Regions from separate parts of the Homo sapiens genome. Here region 2 is linked to region 1. The links are chromatin loops, found by intact Hi-C in ENCODE. Cell type or tissue: Caco-2. All regions are shown on one strand. Each heading gives the region's core, and the rest is flanking DNA. Links, peaks and the distances in the headings are about the cores only.

Region 1 (2,921 bases), core at 136-2,635:
CCTTGGCCGGGCGCGGTGGCTCATGCCTGTAATCCCAGCACTTTGGGAGGCCGAGGCGGGTGACTTGCTTGAGGTCAGGAGTTCGAGACCAGCCTGGTCAAGATCGTGAAACCCCATCTCTGCTAAAAATACAAAAATTAGCCAGGCACAGTGGCGGGCGCCTGTAATCCCAGCTACTCGAGAGGCTGAGGCAGGAGAATCGCTTGAACCCAGGAGGCAGAGGTTGCAGTGCGCTGAGATCTCGCCACTGCACTCTAGCCTAGGTGACAAAGCAAGACTCCATCTCAAAAAAAAAAGAAAAAAGAAAAAGAAAAAAAAAAGACTTTTGTACCCTTCATACACTGTTGTGGTAGTGCCAATTGACAGTCTCTTCCTTAGGGAGGGTCACCTGGCACTAGTCACAAACTCCACATACTCTTCAATCCAGCAGTCTCCCTCCTCAGCATCCTCTCCTGACACAGGCACATTCTACAAAGAGGCATGCACACTGATATTCATTGCCCTATTTGCAGTAGAAAAAAAAGACAACACCGGGCAGAATGACTTAGATTTTCATGGAAAATTAGTGGAAAAAGTTGTAAAATATGTACAATTGATTTATATACACACATACCCCCCTACTGCAAAGCAAACTATGTACGTCCATATATGGATGTAAAAGCATAGGAGAGTATACACAAGCACACCTGGAGCAGGAAAGGGTCTAGAAGGATTTCAGCTTTTTCTGCCATAAAGATTATTGCTAAAATACATACCACACAACAAACCAACCCATTTCCCACAAATATTACTGTTTGACTTCTCACAAGATACATATAGATTTTTATTGTGTCTCTTCCTTCTGTGTTTCTCTTTTTTCCTAACTGAACTTTGTTCTTTATGCAGGCCCTCTTCCAATCCTGATATATTTTAAAACCTTTAGCATTTCTGCCTACAATATTTGGGTTTTCTTCTTTTCCTGTCTTTATTTAATAAGCCCCATACAAATATTTTCCCCATAATCACAATGTTTCCTTTTCACCTTGCTCAAGAACTGAGTTATGAGCTCCAAATGAGGTCTTTAAAAATTTAGATAAACTCTACATTGGCTAAGTTTTAGTCATTTGCACTGCTAATAAAGATGACAAACACGCTGAAGAAGACTTCCTCCCTTATAAAGGGGCTAGCACAGAAGGCAATACTGTTCATACTTCTGATTCTTGATCACGAGAATTGCCTTAGGCAATTATAACAATGACTCCTCTGACACATAATATTATTCAAGCGAGACAGATAAAGGCGTATGTCCTGTGTCACACAGCTAGGTGGTGACAGCTGCCTTAGCATCAGCACACTGTGTTCCCTCTAATTTCTTCACTCATCTCTAGGTGGCAGTAAATCTGGTTCCGAATACTGACTTTGAGACTCGGCTTTCTCCACATCCTTCCTGTCACTTCCTTTGAGACTAATTCAGATTCTTTCCTTAGCTTCTATTTCCCCATTTGTAAAATTGGGATGATGAGGACATCTTCCTTGGGTAGCTGTGACAATGAAAATGGGATCATCATGCATCAGCCTTAGCCCCACGAGTGCCACAGTAAACTCTCAGTAAGTGAGGTTGTCATCATTATTGTATATTTAAGATTATCTACCTATTCAGAAAACCCTAGTGACAGAGTCTCAATTGCTTTTCTTTTCGCATGAATGATTACTTGCTGAATTCATCAACCTCTTTAACATTTACCTTCCTTTATTGTGCTGGAACATTTTTAATGTCTTTTGTGGCTTCTCACTATGACTGCTTTGTTCAAAACTTATACAGGTCGAGTATCCTTTATGTGAAATACTTGGGCCAGAAGTGTTTTGGGTTTTGATTGTTTTCAGATTTTGGAATATTTGCATATATGTAATGAGCTATCTTGGGGATGGGACCCATGTCTAAACACAAAATTCATTTCTGTTTCATACACACTTAGCCATATACACAGAGCCTGAAGGTAATCTTACATAATATTTTAAATAATTTTATGTATGAAACAGTTTTGAATGTCTTTTGACTGTGACCCATCACATGAGGTAAGGTATGTGGAATTTTCCACTTGTGGCATCATGTCAGCACTCAAAACGTTTTGGATTTTGGAGAATTTCAGATTTTGGATTTTCAGATTAGGTGTGTTCAATCTGTATATATGGGTAAGATTCAGTTGTCTCCTTTAATCCTCGGCTGAAGGAAGCACTAAAGATTTTGGGGCCTTAATCTCCCATGCAGTGACACTCTCAAAGCCATTGACTCAGCTTCTCACCTGGGCTTCCTTCCAGTGAGCCGCAGATAGCAGTCATAGATAATGGCAGGGGCCCGGTGGCTGACCGCATTCCAGTACTGTGATGTGAAGCTGTTGCTGGTAAAATTAGCATTTGGCCTCCTGAAAGGTCTCTCAAATGGGATTTTTTCAAAGGTTGCCAAGACTTGGACTCCTGGGGAAAAAAGAAAGTAAGTGCTAGAGGAGAAAAGGAGAATATAAGTCCATCATAGTGGAAAGCATTTGTAATGGGTCAAAACAATAAAGACGAAGGATTTGCTGTGTAGAGTCAAGAATCAATTTCTGAGAACAATATAAAGATTTTTGTGCTGGGCAAATGGTTATCTGCAAACTGAAACAGTGTGAATGGGTTAATAATTGGATTCTTTAGTTGAAGCATTTACTGTAAAACAAACTATTGGGGAAACACTTGTCAATACAAGGAGGTACTGTTCAGAAAAACATGAATCTGCCTTTAATTCTAAGGTCATCCAGTCTATTCTGAAAGCCCCAAGACAGAGGCGAGAGACCTTATTTCCCTGGCTGGACCATTACTTTCAGAACCATTTAGAAAGTTTCTTAACATTTTATTTGAATCTTTATTAAAGGTTTAAGTAAAAGATTGTAAAGATTCTCAAGGCA
Region 2 (2,921 bases), core at 201-2,700, 110 kb after region 1:
ATGTGTCCTGCAGCTGTTGTAAACATCTCTCACTTTAGCATTCATTTACTCTCTAATTAGCTCATATTTTATAATTTTGTCTCCAGAGCTAGACTGGCCAACAGGTGGGCATTTTTTTTTTCTCTCTGGCACTCAGCTCAAGACCAGAGTTTTAATAAACACTTCCTGATACCTGAATAACGCAGAATTACACTTCTTGTGAAGCCAACCACAGTAAACCTTTGAGTAAAATCTGATGATAGAAATATAAATGATGTATAAACAATATAACAATTGTGATCATTACATAGTTGCATGCCACACCTTAAGAAAGGTTACACGGTAAAATTAAGAGGGAACATTTTCTGCCTCTTGGCCTCCTCTTTCAATGGACCAAGTAGTAGGACTGCAGTTCCCACCTCACCACAGTCTGGGCTGCAGACTGCCCTGTCTAGCCTGTGTCTGTTCAGTGATGCTGAGTGGGAGTAGAGGGTAGGAACTGAAACACTCTGTGGAGGTCACCAGCAGTGCCCATGGTCTTTAAACTTCAGTTCAGAGGAAGAAGGGCAGCAGGAGGATTTCCGTTGCTTTTAGAATGTAGTTTTTCTGCAGAGATGCTGCAATCATGCTCAAAGCTCTTGCCCAGCTAGGAAATGCTGAGCTTCTAGTCAGCTGCAAAGCAACACACTTCTTTTAATACTAATACACAAACTGACTTGAAATACTATTTTATATAAGTTTTTAAAACATATTTCATAGGGATGGGGATCTCGGTCTGTTGACTAGGCTGGGCTTGAGCTTCTGGACCCAAGTAATCCTCCTGTCCTGGCCTCCCAAAATGCTGGGACCACAGGTGTGAGCCACCATGCCTGGCCTAAATAAGTCTCACCATATGAATAAGCAAAGACTTACAGTTAATGTGCTGTGTTCAAGTTCCTGCATTAGGACAGTAGTGTGAAATTTATTTTCTTTAAAGGTCTAACAGAATTTTATCTGCAAAGAGTCTTATAAAGTGCCAGCTGTAAGCTGAAATATTTCCTTTTAGTTAGGCAGTCCTCTTCACAAATAATCTATCCCTATGTATCATCTGTCTATCTATCCATCCATCCATCCAGTCTGTTTCAGCCCAATATTAGCCATAATATGATCATAACTTTACCCAGGTCCATTCTTCAAAAAAGGGAAAAAGAGAAAAAAAAATCAGAGAAACGAGAACAAACCATAGTAGCAAGTAAATGGAAACTGTAGTGAAAGCATCCGTAATTCTGGAGGTGATAGTGCCGACTCCCTTTGTCCTTGTAAATGGGATGAGAACCCAGGGTGGCCTGCTTTACCTTGTTGGAGAGACTAAATTTGCTGCCTCTTGGTGACCCCTCCTGGCTACTACTCAGGGGAATTCTACATAGTACTTGTACTTTCTGAATCACATTCCCATAGTATCAGCCAGGATCCTGTATTTGAGAGAATGAGGAACTGGTGAAGTATTAGCATGTGTCTACACTTATTTCCTGTTAAACCGAAGTTTCTAAGCAGGGGGCCAGAGTGGGAAGTGAGGAAATACATGATACGGAGGAAAGCAAATATTTCTCCAGCTGAAAAAGTCAGGCGTTGTGGCTAAATTTACTCCATTGTCCTCAACAGAAGAAAGATTGTCAAATACGTTTCCAAATTCCTTGGCCTGGTATGCAAGACCATTTAAGAGTCAGATGCAACCTGACTTTTCTGCCTTCTCTCTTTTTTTCTCTCACACCAACTTTCTCCTACAACCAAACAAGCTTTGGTTGGCAGACCAAAGCTTGTTTGCTGAAACCTTTATGTCCTTCTTCAGACATTCCCACTCCTCTTCTGTGCCCGGCTGGTGGCATCCTATTTGGCATTTTTTGAAATCTTTCCAGATGGCCCTTATGTCCAGGGTGGGTTGAGAATCACTGACCTATCCGATGCTCACACCAAATCTGACTTCATCCCTGATGCCTGCCCACGCTACTCTGGGATGCCAGGTGTGTCTCTCTCCACCAAGCCCACTGTAGTTACATCAGTCCTTTGGCAAGTAAACATGAACTGCCTTATGTCATTTCATATTATCATCTTCTTTTATTCCTATTTAACACTTAGCCTATTCTTTCCCTTCCTTAAATGTCTGTGTGTCTTAATTCCCCAATTAGAGGCAGAAATTGTGAGAATTGAGTCCCACTGTGCCTTCCATTTAGTTAGGGGTCAATAAATATTTTTGATTGCCTGAAAGGGGCCAGAGGCACTAAAGCAAAGCCAAACCATTATTTTATCCATGACAGCCACAGATGAACTTTGTGGGAAAGTTGTGTGCCCTGTGGTACCATGGGGCAGGGCTCTCAGGGTCTGAGGCCTTGTGCCAGGTTAAATATATGCCAGCATCTGGAACATTTCAGTACATTTTCTCAATCAGTCTTAGCACAGATGAGCCAAGTATTTGTATCAGGTAAACTCTGGCGTCACCTTTGGAATATACTGGCTTAATTGCTCCTGGTACCAAATCTCGAAGGAATGTTGCAACAATCTGAAAAAGTTCAATAGGCAATAGAAGTCACTGTGATCCAATATGCAAAACCTGATGAAAGACAAGCTGCTTGGTTCAATTCTGCACAAGGGTGAGGACTGCTGGATCTTTGGGTGGTCCTCATCCATTCCCTTGGGAAACAAGTCAGACAAATAAGTGGTATAGAACCATTCTCACTGGCTGAATATGCTTCCCAGCAATGACTAGTGAGTATCTGAGAGTAAATGAAAGGGAAACACTATTTAATAAATTGCATCTTTATTATGCTTCTACTCCTGGGAGATAGCTACCATTAAGACATAATTCCTAGCCTCTAGTCAAAGTAGAGGGATTGGTTTTTTTAAAAATCAGCTTTTCATAATGAGCATCTAATCCCCACAATCCAGAAAAATAAAATACAGCTAAT

What was found. Peaks named below come from ENCODE experiments on the same cell type or tissue, not always from the same donor. Only the 100,000 strongest peaks of a DNase experiment are listed, where the experiment ranks them.
Region 2: it touches region 1 in a loop (12-fold over the local background); 2 of 110 quality-filtered maps call a loop at or near these places.

What each region holds. Positions count from the first base shown.
Region 1 is chr12:29,316,374-29,319,294 of GRCh38, reverse strand. FAR2 (fatty acyl-CoA reductase 2) reads right to left here. Exons shown (of 12, transcript NM_001271783.2): 9 at 2,283-2,454. It overlaps FAR2-AS1 (FAR2 antisense RNA 1), which reads left to right and starts at 1,447. Exons shown (of 7, transcript NR_103860.1): 1 at 1,447-1,587. In Caco-2, for the core only: a CTCF peak has its summit at 1,315; a DNase peak (open chromatin) is centred at 1,324.
Region 2 is chr12:29,205,853-29,208,773 of GRCh38, reverse strand. All of the region lies in intron 1 of FAR2 (fatty acyl-CoA reductase 2), which reads right to left. Among named protein-coding and RNA genes, the nearest start is that of FAR2, 58 kb to the right of the region's middle. In Caco-2, for the core only: no CTCF peak of the experiment used is centred there; no DNase peak of the experiment used is centred there.